Linked DNA regions of Homo sapiens: all the other regions are linked to region 1. The links are chromatin contacts, found by Hi-C or POLR2A ChIA-PET in ENCODE. All regions are on one chromosome and are shown on one strand. The core of a region is the stretch at or near the end of the contact, and the rest is flanking DNA. Distances in the headings are between cores, read along the strand shown. Region 1 has its middle 81 kb from the start of PLCL2-AS1. Region 2 overlaps PLCL2UT (PLCL2 upstream transcript). Region 3 has its middle 48 kb from the start of PLCL2.

Region 1 (5,138 bases), core at 685-3,184:
TGGATTTGTGATTAAATTCTCCCACACTTGAAGAGGTCCGACTTGTACTGACACAGCCAACTCTTCCCCTGAGCTGGACGTGGCCCCAGGATGGTGCCATTTTTGCCTGGAGCTCCTCTGCAGGTTTTTCAGTGGCCCATGACACTGAGAACACAAAGGCAGAGGTTAAGATGGAAAGAGATTCTTTGGCAAGATGTTTGCTGCTTACTGGGTAACGGTATGCTCTCCACGTTGCCCTGCCTCCCTGCAGAAAGGCAAAGCCACGGGAAGGTTCTAGCCAATGGGCTGTGAGCAGAAGTGCTGCCTGGGACTCCTGGATAAAGCATCTATGGGTCAGCGTGCAGCCCTCCCGCTCTCTCCTTCCCAGCTGTGGTGACTAAAGCCCTGGGTTGAGAAGGAGGCAGCCTGGATTCAAGCACCTGGATTGCTGAGTCACCATGGGGCAGGAGGCTGCCCTGGGAGTCCCCAGACCCTCACTAGAGTCTGTGTTAGCAAGAAAGAAGCCAGCTCTGATTTCAAGGATAATTTGTTACTGTGGCAAGCCTGACCTAACCTGACTAACGTAAATGCCTCAGCACACAGGTGGCATCTGAAGAGTCCCATGAATGGGAGGGAGAACACAGACTGGAGGAGGCAGAGTTGTCTCCGAGTTCTAGCCAGCCCTAGGGGCGTGTGGAGGGCAAAGACGATGTCATCTCCACTTTACACCTGGGGAAACTAAGGCTCAAGGGGGATGAGTCATTTTCCTAAGATTGTACAGTGAGTGTTGGTGCCAGGTCTTCTCACTCAACCCTGGCCTTTTCTGTTTTGCTGTGACAGCTAAAGGGAAGGCTTTGCCAGGTGGCTGTGACTTGAGATGTCACTTTGCAGGAGGGCAGGATCATCTAGTGAGTTACCGAGGAGGAAGGGGAGAGAGGTGAGGAAGTACCTCCTTTGGGCTTGTCCTCACCTCTGCCCCATCAACCTTCCCCAGCATATCCTCCCAGACTCCTGACAGGTGCAGGCCCTTCGCTCTCAGGCTGCTGGGCAGTAGTATGTAGGACCTTGGGTTGGGGAGGGAAGGCATCACCTACCATTGACTGAGGGCTTACTGTGAGGACTCTATATGGGTCAACTCATTTAATTCTCACAACAATCCAATGATCTCCATCACAAATAGAAAATCTGTGACACAGCAAAGTAATTTGTCCATGGTCCAACAGCTAGAGCCAGGATTCCAACAACCGGGGCAATGTAGTCCCAGAGACCTCTCAACATGCTGTGATTCTGCTTCCAGGTATTGGGGAAAATAGAGATGGTGGAGACACAGAGAAATAGACAAACACACAGCCTCACACACACACAGAGCACAGCACTGTTGTAGCCACTCAAGTGGACTCTCCTGGCAGGGATACCCACCAAGCCCTCCTGGGCTGTCAGGGTGTGGCATGCTCCAGCCACCAGACAATTGGTGGACAGCACAGAGTAGGGCAGGAGCAGGGCAGGCCTGCCACAGCATGCGACGGACGTGGAGCCCACGTCAGTTCTTGCTCCTTCCATTCTAGGAACCTTCTGCTTCAGCTGAGCACAGGCATTTTTACAGGAGCCCTTGCCTCAGAACCACCCCATGACCTCCTGGTCAGAAAAGTCCCATCTGTCTCCAAAATACCCCACACAGTGGGCCACAGTCCCGCATGACTGGCCTCCCTGCATCCCTGCACGAAAACTAGGCCACCGTGTCCTTCAGACCATAATGGGAGGCCCTGCGGAGAGCTCCATCAATCACATCACAGGAGAGATAAAGCCTGGCCAGCTGGAAAATTGGGATAAGTACAGCAGCAGAGCCATTCCTCAGCCAGAAGGTTTCTCCCTCCACAGCCTGGGTGCGGGAATGAGAGACCAGTATGTGGCTGTTCTCATGCTCGCAGGCATTATGAAGAGGGTGCTTTGTGTCCCTCACATGCCACCCGTGCTCAATGATCTAAGACCTCCCTCCCCTCCTGCTCCCTAGGTCTACACCATTTGGGGTCAAAGCTGTGCAGCAGGCTCTGGAAGGCACATCCCAGGACCTCTCCCTCCCCTGGTCCCTAATTAATGGCTTCTACAAAACCTCTCAAGTTGGTATTCAACAAATACTGCACCCCTTCTGCTCTGTCTCCAAAGTTTCACACAGTTAGGGGATGTCTTTGAGCCCACAGGGCAGATGGCAATGTTGCCATAAATCTGTGCTCCATCACAGAACCCACCCCCAAGGCAATTTAACCCATGAACTCTCACTCCCCATGCTGGGCAGAGCCTTGTGCTAGGTGCTTTGACTTCATGACTCATTTAATCCTCCCAGCAGTGTTGTGCAGTGGGACATTAGTTAGGACTGAGTTCAGCTGTTAAGTGACAGGCCTCTCTCAGATAACAGTAGCTGCTGGAACCAGTGCCTCTCAGATTTTATTTTGTACACAAGTCACTTGCAGATCTTGTTAAAATGCAGATTCTGATTCAGCAGGTCTGGGGTGGGGGTCAATATTCTGCATTTCTAACAAATTCCCAGATCATACCAATGTGGCTGATCAAGCATCAGAGGCTTAAATTAGATAGTGATCAATTTCCCTGACAGGCGAATGATATCCAAAGGGGAGAGCCATAGGCTGGTATGTGGTTTGATTGTGTCCTTTTCCTCATCCTTTCTCAATATCTATTGTCTTCCTCATAGTACAAGATGGCTGCCCAAGAACCAGCCATCACATCCATATTTTAGCCAGTAGGAAGAAGGAATAGTTGAAGAAATTCAGGCTTGCTCCTTTGGAACACTCCTTAGAAGTTGCGTATGACATTTCTATTTATATCTCATTGTCTAGAACTTAGTCACATATCTCAAGGAAGCCTGGGAAATGTTTGCATTATCCCAGACAATTATGTATGCAGCTAAAAATTGGTGATGGTAGTGGATGGGCTATTATAATACAAAGGAGGACAGGAAGAATGGATATTAGTGACAGGTATTCTCACCTCCATCTTACACATGAGAAAACTGAAGGACAAGGAGCCTAAGAATTTTGACTGAGGAGTAAATGAGTTAATGTATACGCACATGATAACCACTAGTTGATACTTTTCATCCCTGAGCCTGTTTGTAGTGTTATGGATACCTCAAGATGATGTAGCAATGTGCCTGGCACAAAGCAGACACCCCATTGATGTCCTCTTGTCTCGGTATTACCACAAAGGCAGGCCTAAAGACCTCCTGGGTTTGAAATGCCTGGAGAGTTAGGTGCCAAGGACCTCGTCCAGGAGTGTGCCAGAGCCAGGGAAGCCAGATTCCTGTAAGTGAGTTCTCTACCTCCCTCAGCCATAACCAGGCATCTTTAAACCATCTGCACTTGTATAGAGCATGAGTTGAAAATATCTCAAAGCCTGTGCAGGGGCATTTGGAAGGTGTGATATGGCCGCCAAGTAAGGAATGCTTTTCTACCGCTAAGTTACTTGACAAATCCAGAAATACAGGCTTTGGGGATCACCCACATAGCTTCTTGAAACTAAATTTTAAGTGAAAGTTACGAAGGCAGAGACTGGCTAGAAGTTCATGAGTCTACTTCCTCTTCCTGGGCAAGCTGACTGCATTCCCTGGCCCCCTTGCAGGTGACGGTTGCCATGGATGGAAAGGGAGTGGAGGAAAGTGAGCCCCTTCTGGCCCTGGGCGTGAAGGCTGTTCTCTTGCTCTTGGCTTTTCAGCTGACAAATGGAGAGGAGGAAGGGGAGTACTCCACGGAGGCCCTGAGGGTCCATGGCACCAGGCAGCATGCCCTGTGGGTGCCCGCTGGTGTGCCTTTGGGATCCCTTTCCTGGACTCACCGCTTCTTACTCCAAGAAACGTAACCTCCAGCCTGGGAGCTTTCATCGGCAGCAGGGTCGGGCTCCAGCTGCCTGTGGCATGGGCCAGAGTGCTGGGGAGTGCAAGCCCCTCAGCCAGTGGTGAATAAATACCCCCACTCCCACTGCCCTCGAGTGGGATGACTCTGACATGTGTCCTACACAGCGGCCCAGGTCCCCAGCAGGAAGGAGCTCCAAGTGCCCACAGCGATGACAGCTCATGAACACTTCCTCCATCTGCTTCTTTTCCCTGTTTCACTTTCCCACTCTCCTAATGGGGCTTCCTGGGGTCACTCAGGATCTGCTCCTGGGCAGATGCAATCCAAGTCCCAGCACAAGTCTCTTCACATGTCGTGAAAAGCTGTCTACTGAACGCAACAGGACTGTGACAGGAGTGAGAAGTAAACCTTTGAGCATGCTCAGCAAGCTTTTCCTGAAAAGGACCCAAGAGTTAACACTTGAGGCTTGGCGGTCCGCAGTCACTTGGCGGTCATTGGTCTTCCAACCAGTGAACTCTGCTGTCAGCGCAAAAGCAGCCAGAAACAGCACATAAATGAGTGGGTGTGGCTATGCCCCAGAGAAAGATCCTTCACAAAAACCAGGCAACGGGCCGGATCTGGCGTGTGGGCTGCAGTTTGCTGACCCCTGCTTTAGAGCCTGAAGCCACTCAGATTTTGTACTTACTGTTATTGTAGCTAGTATTAATTACTCTGATTCTTGGGATCCAATCCTCTCAGAGAAGGTGGTAGAATAAATTTTGCCTTTCCCAACTATACACACAAATGAGCTGGGGTTTTCTCTGTATTACAGTGATTAAATCTTCCTTTAAAATAAAGTTGAGTTAAAAGGTGAGCTAAGGTGACCCACTTAAAATTTAAAAGTACATTAGTAATGGTTTGGAGAGAGGAAAGGTGGCAAAAATCCTGAAGCCAGTAGGATGCCAGCTATGGACTGAGTTGTGTCCACTCAAAATTCATAGCTGAAGCCCTAATCTCCAAGGTGACGGTATTTGGAGATGAGTCCCTTAGGAGCATCTCAGTCCACTTGCATTCTTATGATGAAATACCTGGTTGGGTAATTTTTTTTTTTTTTTTTTTTTTTTGAGACAGAGTCTTGCTTTGTCGCCCAGGCTGGAGTGCAGTGGCATGATCTCCGCTCACTTCAACCTCAGCCTCCTGAGTTCAAGTGATTCTCCTGTCTCAGCCTCCTGAGTACTGGGATTACAGGCACCCACCACCATGCTGGGCTAATTTTAATTTTTGTATTTTCAGTAGAGACAGGGTTTCACCATGATG
Region 2 (5,138 bases), core at 684-3,183, 390 kb after region 1:
CCCTAGAAAAATTATTGCACCTGTGTGTCTGTAGGCAAAGATATTCACAGTAGCCTCATGTATAATAATGAAAAATTGGAACTAACCTAAAAGTTCATTAATAAAAGAATGACTAAATAAATTTTGCTGTATTCACATAATGGAATATACACATAAGTGAAATAAACTACAGTCACATGCCTCAATATGGAGAACCCCAGAAGTGTTAAATTTAGTTAAATAAGTATCTTACAGAAGGATGTACAACTGCATACATTATACTTGCATAAAGAATTCCATTAATATAAATTTCAAAACATGATCACTACGCATTGCATACAGGTATCAAAATATCACATGTACCTCCAAAATATGTACAACTATTATATATCAATTTAAAAATTACATTAAAACATGTAAAACTAATTAACATATTATCTAAAAATACAAACACATGATTAAACTATCACAAAAGAAGGGAAATTAAGCACAGGAAAAGATGCTCAGTATCATTAGTCATTAGGGAAATGTAAATGAAAACCACAGTGAGTCACCATTTCATACCCACTAGGATGGCTATAATCAAAAAGACAGATAATACAAAGGGTTGATAAGGATGTGGAGAAACTGGAACCCTCATACTTCTACTGGAAATGTAAAATGCTGTCATCACTTTGGAAAACAGTCTGGCAAAGTGTGAAACACTCTGAAAGACAGTTACTCAAAAGTTTAAATACAGAGTTACCATATAACCCAGCAATTCCACTCCAAGGTATTGAAATACTCCAAAAGAACTGAAAATGTAAGACTACACAAACTTGTACTTGAATGTTCATAACAGCATTATTCATAATAGTCAAAAATGTAAACAACCTAAATGTCCATCAACAGACAAATGAACAAATAAAATGTGATGTATTCACACAATGGAATATTACTCAGTAATAAAAAGGAATGGCATATTGATACAGTCTGCAACATAGATGACCCTTGAAAACATGTTAAGTGAAGGAGCCAGACACAAAAGACCACATATTCTATAATTTTATTTCTATGAAATACCCCAAATAGGAAATCTAAATAGAAATAAAATTGATTAGTGATTGCCTAGGGTGGGAGTTAGGGGAAAGGGGAGAATGAATATAACTGCTAAGAAGTACAGGGTTTCTTTAGGGGATAATGAAAATGTTTTAAAATGTATTGTAGTGATGGTTGTACAACTCTGTTAATGTACAAAAAACATTAATTATATACTTTAAATGGGTCCATTGTATGATATGTGAATGATATTGCAAAAAAAGCTGTTATAAAAGATAAAATAAGGGCATGGGAGTACAAACAAAAATTTATAATAATGGTTACCTTTGAGAGGGAGAGAATGGAATAGAATTAGGGAGGAACCCACAGAACATTTCACAGTAAGATGCTTTTTATTAAACTAGATGATGGCACACATTGGTATGCTATATCATAATCTAATAACATAGACATATGTTATTAAATAATTAAAATTATTTTAATGGCTAAGAAGCATATGAAAAAGTTTAACCCCTCAAATATTAATAAGACAACAATCACATTGTTATTTTTAAACCTGTGAAATTACTAAGTGTTTGCATTTGTGTGGTGAAACACATGATCTTATACACTGCTGGTGGGGGGGGTGTTGGACATTGGTAGAAGCTGTCTGGGGAACAAATCTCACAACATGTACCATGAACCTTAAAATATGCATACTCTTTCATCTGGCATTTCTATTTCTGGGAGTATATTTATATCCTTCTCCCTCTGAATCTGGGAAGGCCCCGTGACTTGCTTTGACTGACAAGGTGAAGCAGAAGTAAGGCACTGGGACTTCCAGGCCTAGGCCTTAAGAGGACTGTCTGGGAATTTCCACTCTCTACATCCTGGAAGCTGGTCACCACGCTATAAATAAGCTCAGGCTACACTGCGGAATGATGAAAAGCCACACGGAGAGAGGCCCAGGAGGAGAAGAGACTGTCTTGGATGGGACAGCCCCAGCCACTCATCAGCTGAATGCAGCTCCATGAGCAACCTCAACTATACCACAAGGAGCAGAACTTCCCAGCTGAGCCCAGCCAGCCCACAGAATAGTGAGAAATGAATCATTGTCTTTGTTTTAAGCCACTAAGTTTGGGGGTGATTTGCAATGCAACAACAGAGCTAAACAATATCCTAAAGACATAATGAGAGATGTGAACAAATATTTATGGACAAGGCTGCACATAAGTGTTACAGGCAATAATAAAAAATTAGAATGTATCTAAATGCCTGTGTTGGCATCTATTGTTTCTTTGTCTACTCAGCATCATTTCTATTTTGTAACAGAATCCAGAATTTAAGAAAACCTCCCTCCTCATTTTCAGTCAATGTGGTTCCAATGAGGTTTTTCCCTACCCAGGAGTGAACATATGACTCAGACTTGGCAAAAGACCCCTTGGGGTTAGTTCAAGGATGGGCCATGACTCACGCAATGTGGTCACAATCAGAGTGAATCCAAGACTTGCTCAGGAGTTGTAGGAAAGTGTTCTTTCTTTTTAGACTGTTCGTAGCCAGAATGATTGAAGATGAGAGTTTCTAAGGTTGAGAATTAAGTGAACACCACAGAAGGTAGAACTGGGGGATGCAGAGAACCATGTCTACATGACATTTTTTAGTCCCTACATCAAGCTATACCCTGGACTTTCGGGTATTTAAGCCAGTATGAGTCCTTTGGCTTAATCCAGTTAAGTTGGGTTTTCTGTCTCTTGCAATCAAGATTCCTAACCAGTATAAGGTCTGTCTAAGTCAGGGAAAGTTTGTTTGCAAAGGAAAAGACATTCACCCAAACTAATTCCAGAAAACCAGGGAAAGTAAAGGAAGCAGAGATTCTTATGGAATTCACGAGAATTAGAAATTTAACAAACTGCAAATCTCTCCATTTTTTGTAGTTTCTATTTTAAATGTGTCTGCATCCTTTTTTTCTGCTTTATAGCTGGTTCTTCTGTCCTTTTAATACAGAAATTATCATAATAATCTCAGTTATTATGATAACCAGATGTTGTAAACCAGATGGTTCATAAAGTCAAAAAAAATTATGGAACCCAGACTTTATGTTACCTTTAAACTTGTTTCCCACACATCTAGATCACATAGTATCAGTATCCCAGTGCTAAATTCCCAGAGTAAAGATCTGATGGGCCCAGCTTTGGCCAAGTGTCTACCATGTCCAAAATCAATATTTATGATGTCTCTAGGGGTTCTCTTTTTTGAAGCTGTGAGCTGAACATGTTTTCTAAAGAAAGATGTGGTCAAGGAGTAAATTATCTGCATTTCTAGAACACCACAAAACAAAGGAGGAATAAGTAAGCAAATGGTGATGCAGTATGTAACTTATGCAGTCACCCAAAACATGTTTTCAAAAAGCACTTAACATTATTCAACAAATGATGCAGGGACAACGGGATTGCCACATGCAAAGGAATGGAGTTGGACTCACCTCATGCCATGTACAAAAATCAACTGCAAATGGATCAAAGAGCTAAATATAACAGTTAAAACTATAAAACTCTTAGAAGAAAACTTAGTTGTACATCTCCATGACCTTAGATTTGGCAATGATTTCTTAGATGTGAGACCAAATGATAAGCAACAAAAGAAAAAATAGGTAAGTTGGGCTTCATAAAATTAAAAGCTTTTGTGTATCAAAGCACACTGTCAAGAGAGTGAAAAGACAGCCCATAGAATAGGAGAAAATATTTATAAATCCTATATCTGATAAGGGTTTAATGTCCAGAATAGGTAAATGATTTATATAACTCAACAGCAACAACAAAACCACCCAATTTTAAAAAAGGCAAAAGACTTGAATTGACATTGCTCTAAAGAAGATATACAAATGGCCAACAAACACATGGAAAGACATTCAATGCCATTAGTGGTTACGAAAATGCAAATTAAAACCACAAAGAGTTATCATGTCATCTCTACCAAGATAACTATATTCAAAAACGTAGACAATAACAAGTGTTGGAAAGGATGTGGAGAAATTGGAACACTCACACATTGCTAGTGGAAATGTAAAATGGTGGACTCACTGTAGAAAACAATTTGGCATTTCTTCAATAAGTTAAACATAGAATTACCAGATGATTCAGCAATTCTGCTCCTAGCCGTATATCTAAAAGAATTGAAAACAGATGTTCAGACAAAAACTTACACATAAATGTTCACAGCAGCAGTATCCACAATAGTCAAAAAGTAGAAACAACCCAAATGTCCATCAAATAATGAGTGGATAAACAAAATGTGGTACAACCATACAATGAAATATTATTCAGCCTTAAAATGGAATGAAGTACGATACAGGCTACGACATAGATATCCCTGAAACATTATGCTAATGAAATAATCCAGTCACAAAAAGACCACACATTATATGATTCATTCATATGAAATGTCTCCCATAGGCAAATCCATAGAGACATAAATAAGTTTTGTGGTTGCTACAGAAAAGGGGAAAAATTGGGGAATAAGGTTTAATGGGCACAGAATTTCCTTTAGGGGTGATGAAAATGTTTTGGAAGTAGATAGTGATGATGGTTGTATAACATTATGAGTGTGTTAGATGGCTTTGAATTGTACACTTTAAAATGGTGAATCTTATGTTGTACATTTTAAAATTATTTATTTATTTATTTATTTATTTATTTTTAAAGAGATGGCCAGCCTGGGCAACATAGCAAGACTTCGTCTCTACTATAAATTTTTAAAAATTAGCCAGGTGTGGTGGTGTGTGGAGGCAGAAGAGGAAGGATCACTTGAGCCCAGGAGTCCAAGGTTGCAATGAGCTATAATTGTGCCACTGCACTCCAGCCTGGGTGACAGATTAAGCCCCCATCTTGAAAAAAAAAAAAAAAAAAGAGAAAGAAAGAAACAAATGAGTCTCACTATGTTGCCTAGGCTGGCCTTGAACTCTTGGGCTCAAGTGATTGTCTCACCTCAGCCTCCTGAATAGCTGAGACTACAGGCATGCACCACTGCACCTGGCTATTATACATATTTTAGCACAAAACAAATGTTTAATATCAGGAACACATAAGTGCTTTTAATGTAAAAAAGTCAAAATTTAAAAGTGAATGATTCCAATTTTGTTTTTT
Region 3 (5,138 bases), core at 765-3,264, 300 kb after region 1:
AAATTGCTGTCTCCAGGAAGGAAATGCATTTCCTTGTGAACGCTTGCCGGGGTCCTTTAATTCTAAGAGAGAAACTGAGGTCGAGTGTCATCCTGGCTCCCAGAGAGGCATTTATTCTTACTGTGACTCAATTTCCTCTCGTAAAAAAGGGAAAACATTCCAACCTCTCCCAGAAAGATGGCGAAGATGCTGGGCTTTGTTGGTCCTTGCACGGGGAAAATGACTGTGGAATACCAGATCCTGAGGACTGTTTTGTAGAGATTATATAGCATCTGTCATTCACACAATGCCTGCTGATTAATAACGATTGAAATTATTGTGAAAGTAATTTGCAAGTACAAAGCAGGATCTGCATAAATCTTGCCAAGAGTTCTGAATACCAGTCCCAGTAAAGTTTTAACCAAGAGAGCAGGCATTTTTCCCACCAGTCCCTCAACCCTCACAAGTGTCAAGTCACTCACTAACAGAATGTATACTCCACCATTTAACAGTGACTTGATTTCTTTTAGGGGCTGATCTAATTTCTGGAGGATACTGCTCCACGATGCCATGTTAATTCATATGATTGATTTAATGCATCTCTCCCTTCCAGTATGGAGAGCCATAAAAATACTCATCTTTCTGAGCTACAGAAATTGGTTTTCTAGTTTATGTTCTGCAGAAGTACTCAATGCTGTTCGTCAGAAAGGAATTGAGACTACATGCTTCTGTCTCTGAATCTGAACCAAGGGGGATATAAAGTGTGTCTTGATAGACCCCAATGACTCAGATGGTGCTGCTTTAAATTTTCAAGTTGGATTTAAACTCAGGAACCAATTTTACCAGTTGAGATGTCCAAAACAGGTTTGCTTCAGCAGAGCAAGCTGAAGTTAGCTGCTTTGCCTGAATTAAACAAATGCTGGCAGTGCTATCAGGACCCTGGCATGGCCAGATGGCAATTGCCACACCTTGCCAGTTACCAATCAGCGTTCAACAGCTGGGCTTGACCAAACAGCAACTGTCCTTGACCCTGGCTTCTGATCATCTGTTGGCTATAAATAGAAGTGGGGTGTCATGAAAAGAGAGCAAAGTACTTGATGCTAGCAATTCAGGAAATCCATCTGAAAAACAACATAGCCAGCTCAATGTATTGAGCTAGTTTCAGGATTACTTAAGAATGGAAAAACATAAAGTCTAAGAATAAGACATTATTCCAACATTGAGATGCCTGCAGCAAAAAAACAATGTGTGCTTTTACGAAATGAAGGCTAGACTATTTCCAGATTATGTATGTAGTCATATTGAAGACACCAAGTATCAGCATTTGAAGTCCCCTGGGTTTGACAGATAACAACTGTTAGAGTTTGTTTAAGAAAATAGGAAAGCATATCCAAAATCTAGTGTCTTACTTTTCCTGTACCAAAAAATATGCAGGCAAAAAAAAAAAAAAATGCAGTAGCCCACAGTTCTGCTTCATGTGATGTCACTTAACGTATTCATTAGACATCATATTAGAGCTAAAAAACTGACAGATGAGTGTTTTATTGACTACATCAGATCTGGGTAGTCCTAAAATAAAGCACTGGGAAGAGAATCTCTATGTGTTATGCAGCTAAATATTCACATTGTCCAAAGACAAAAGACAGACGGTGGGAAAGAAGCAGACAATGACATTTTTAGAAACAAAACTGAAATTACCTTAGATCTGCTGGACGAGATGGAAACCACACATTCAGGAGAAAATGCAAACACAATCCAGCAAGAAAGGAAAGAGCAACAAGGTGGAATCAAAAAAACAAAAGAAAAGAGCTGAGTTTAAGCTCCAGAGAGATTTAAATTAAACTGCCCTTGTCCTTTTGCAGGGCCCTGCTTTTAAAGGTTAAGGCACAAACACAGGCAGGCCTTGCAGCCTCCTCTCTGTGTCCCCTCTCACTCTAGACAGCTGGGGATGTCTTTCATGTCTGACAACTGCGGTGGGAGAGTGTGTGGACAGAACCAGCAACTGTGGGCTTGGCGGGACTCCACGAAGCCAAGGACGGGCCAGCAGGGCAAGCCTGGTAGTGCATAGCTTCTTCTTCCTCATCTATAATACAATGGATCCAACTTTTTCTTAACTGCCGAACGGTTCACCTTGCCTAGAGAAAGCCGATTTATCAAGACAGGGAAACTGCAATGGGGAAAGAGTAATTCATGCATGGCCCACTGTGCAGGAGACCGGAGTTTTATTATTACTCAAATCAGTCTCTCGGAGCATTTGGGGATCGGAGTTTTTAAGGACAATTTGGCGGCCAGGAGCTCAGGAAGTGGGGAGTGCTGACTGGTCAGGTTAGAGATGGAATCATAGGGGGTTGAAGTGAATATTTTTTGCTGTCTTCTGTTCCTGGGTGAGATCAAAGAACTGGTTGAGCCAGATTACGCGTCTGGGTGGTATCAGCTGGTGCATGAAGTGCAGAGTCTGCAAAATATCTCGGGCACTAATCTTGACTTTTACAATAGTGATGGTATTCCCAGGAGCAATTTGGGGAGGTTCAGACTCTTGCAGTCAGAGGTTGCATTGTCCCTAAACCATAATTTTTAATCTTGTAGCTAATCTCTTAGTCCTACAAAGGCAGACTGGTTCCAGTCAAAGGGCTATTATTTAGTTTGTTTCAGAGTTAAACTATAAACAACTAAATTTCTTTCTAAGCTTAGTTTGCCCTGTGCCCAGGAATGAACAAGGACAGCTTAAAGGTTAGAAGCAAGATGGAGTTGGTTAGGTCTGATGTCTTTCACTGTCATAATTTCCTCAGTTACAATTTTTGCAAAGGCAGTTTCACTTTGTGCTCAGAGGACCTTCTTTCAAAGTCAAAAATGGTTCTTGGTGTACAAGTAGTTAGACTTTCAGTGACTTGAGTGATGAAAAGACTGAAAGCTACTAGGGATCAGTAGGGCTTTTAAATATAATTTATATTTGGTTCCTTATCACACCATCTATATAGATTTGGGAACAAGTCGTATAAAGTCTGTGAAATTTTTGAAATAACTGAAACAAGTTATCGTTTCAGTCTACAGATGGATTGGAGGTCACGTGATCTGGCTTTGGTGCTGACTGCTGGAGGATGTTTGTGGTGATGGAAATTTGAAATTCCTGTGGTGGCCTTTTCCCTGATTTCAGGGGCATTGATGTCTTTTTTTTTGAAATGTGCCTCTGTGGTGGGATTTGACAAAGAATTAGTTTGTTTTTTGGTTGTTTTCCATTACCCAATCAAACTAATCTCAATCCAAATTCAGACGACCCCTTTTCCCTTTCCCTCACAAAATCTTTCTTTTCTCCAAAGTCTTACACATATTGGCCCCAGGTTTTGGGTCACTGTTCACTCACTGAGAAGCTAAGGAAACAAATATTGTCTTAGCAATGAAGGTAATTCTCTCACAGTCTGGTACTTGAAAAGCAAACCGAGAAACTGTGATAAACAGCAATTGGCAGAGTTCTCCGTTTCAGAAGAATTCCCGTACTTGTGCAAGTGTCTCTCAGAAGGTAGGCTTGTAACTTTCTAGGGGACTGCAGCTGGCTCTCCCACTCTGGGATAGACCTCCTGATAAGGCTGATTTTCCACAATTCAGGTTCTCTGAGGACTGCCCACCCAAATCCATTGCCAAACATTTTTTACTTTGTAGGCTATTCTAATTGGTAATAAAAACTGACAGGTTTATCAAAGAGAAACATAAGTATGTTGGCATTGGAAAGAAACTTGGGAAGTCTGCTCCTCGAATTTTATACACCACGAAATAGAAATCTGAGTTTTTAGAGCCTATGACAGATTTTGACAATGCCATTCCTCAGTTGTTTTCCTCAAAGATGTTAACAATGTATGAGCCAGGCACCAACTAAAGTATTAAATAGAAACACCTTTGTTACTTAAAAGCAACTAAGATGGGGCCTTTTAGGGAGTAATCCACACTTTGTGTCACATACTTTTGCTTTGTTGATGGGAGTGGACTTCCCTGGAACAGCCGTGTGAGGCCTGGTGGCCTCTTGGTGGCCAATCAAACCGGGACCAGCAATGGCATGGCATCTGATTTTCCCATTCTGAGCTCCTGTCCCACTTTCCACCCTATCCCAGAAACTTTGAAGTCACCTAAAATGGTGACCTGCCTCAGATTTTACTGAGGTGAGATCACCATTGAAGGCAACCAAGTTACTTTTCCAACTTTAACATTTCTCTTATCTTTCTCTGCAAGCCAAAGACTGACAAAATGAGTATGATCGAAATGGATAACTTCATAGGTGTCAAGCAGGGTGTATTGGTGGGGATTACCCAGAGAAACAGAACCAATAGGAGACATATAATAAGACATTCATAGCAAAGAACTGCTTTATGTGATTCTGGGGGCTGGGTAGGCAAGACTAAAATCCGCAGGTCCAGGAGGACTGGCAGGCTGAACTCTTGGGCAGGAGCTGGAGCTGCAGTTTTAGGCAGAATTTTTTCTTCTTCAAAGAAACCTCAGCTTTGCTCTTAAGGCTTTTCAACTGATTGAATCAGGCCACCCAGGTTATTGAGGAAAATTTCCTTACTTACAGTCAACTGATTTTGGACTTTAACTACCATCCATAAAATACCTGTGTTGGGGCACCTAGATTAGTATTTGATTGAATAACTGGGGAGTGGGCCTAAGTTAACACATATAACTAACCATCACAGAGCTGGTGACGTGGTATGCATCTGTAGGTCCAGCTACTTGGGAGGCTGATGCAGGAGGATTGCTTGAGCCCAGGAGTTTGGAGCTGTAGCGTGTTATGATTGCACCTGTGAATAGCCACTGCACTCCAGCCTGGCAACATAGAGACACCCTGTCTCTAAAACAAATAAGCAAACACATGCACACAAACCTGATGATCACAGAGGAGGGTGGAATATTTCCACACTGAAGAAGTGTCACAGTGTTCCCAGCTATTCTTATTATAGTGTCAGGCACAAAGTTGACAACCAGTAAATATTTTTGAATAAATGAATGAATGAGTGAATAAGATCATGACAAGGATGTAGGGTACAGGGCCTAAACCCTTTGCTGGGTGAGGGGGTGAGAGGCATTGGGCCAAATCACAGTGGCTGAAGGACCCAGGGGAGCCCCAGGAGTGTGGGTGATTGTTGGGTTTGCAGTTGGGGCATGTCACCCTT

The links. A loop is a pair of places that touch in the nucleus more often than their neighbours do. ChIA-PET counts read pairs that join two places held with the same protein, here RNA polymerase II (POLR2A). Pooled maps may share reads with other maps.
Region 2: a loop to region 1 is called in a pooled map, with 2.6 times the contacts of the local background. The contact joins two enhancer-like sites. A Hi-C loop is called at or near these places in 3 of 50 pooled maps. POLR2A ChIA-PET finds 5 or more read pairs at or near these places in 2 of 52 experiments (K562 and OCI-LY7).
Region 3: a loop to region 1 is called in a pooled map, with 1.9 times the contacts of the local background. The contact joins two enhancer-like sites. A Hi-C loop is called at or near these places in 3 of 168 maps with a recorded cell type or tissue (HCT116, OCI-LY7 and gastrocnemius medialis), 2 of 37 single-sample maps with no recorded cell type and 6 of 50 pooled maps. POLR2A ChIA-PET finds 5 or more read pairs at or near these places in 1 of 52 experiments (OCI-LY7).

What each region holds. Positions count from the first base shown.
Region 1 is chr3:17,133,032-17,138,169 of GRCh38, reverse strand. No RefSeq gene overlaps it. Among named protein-coding and RNA genes, the nearest start is that of PLCL2-AS1, 81 kb to the right of the region's middle. Within about 2 kb of position 1,934, at least 5 of the 41 ENCODE cell types and tissues checked have a DNase peak (open chromatin) inside an H3K27ac peak, as active enhancers do.
Region 2 is chr3:16,738,891-16,744,028 of GRCh38, reverse strand. All of the region lies in intron 1 of PLCL2UT (PLCL2 upstream transcript), which reads right to left. Among named protein-coding and RNA genes, the nearest start is that of PLCL2UT, 17 kb to the right of the region's middle. Within about 2 kb of position 1,933, at least 4 of the 41 ENCODE cell types and tissues checked have a DNase peak (open chromatin) inside an H3K27ac peak, as active enhancers do.
Region 3 is chr3:16,834,632-16,839,769 of GRCh38, reverse strand. No RefSeq gene overlaps it. Among named protein-coding and RNA genes, the nearest start is that of PLCL2, 48 kb to the left of the region's middle. Within about 2 kb of position 2,014, at least 8 of the 41 ENCODE cell types and tissues checked have a DNase peak (open chromatin) inside an H3K27ac peak, as active enhancers do.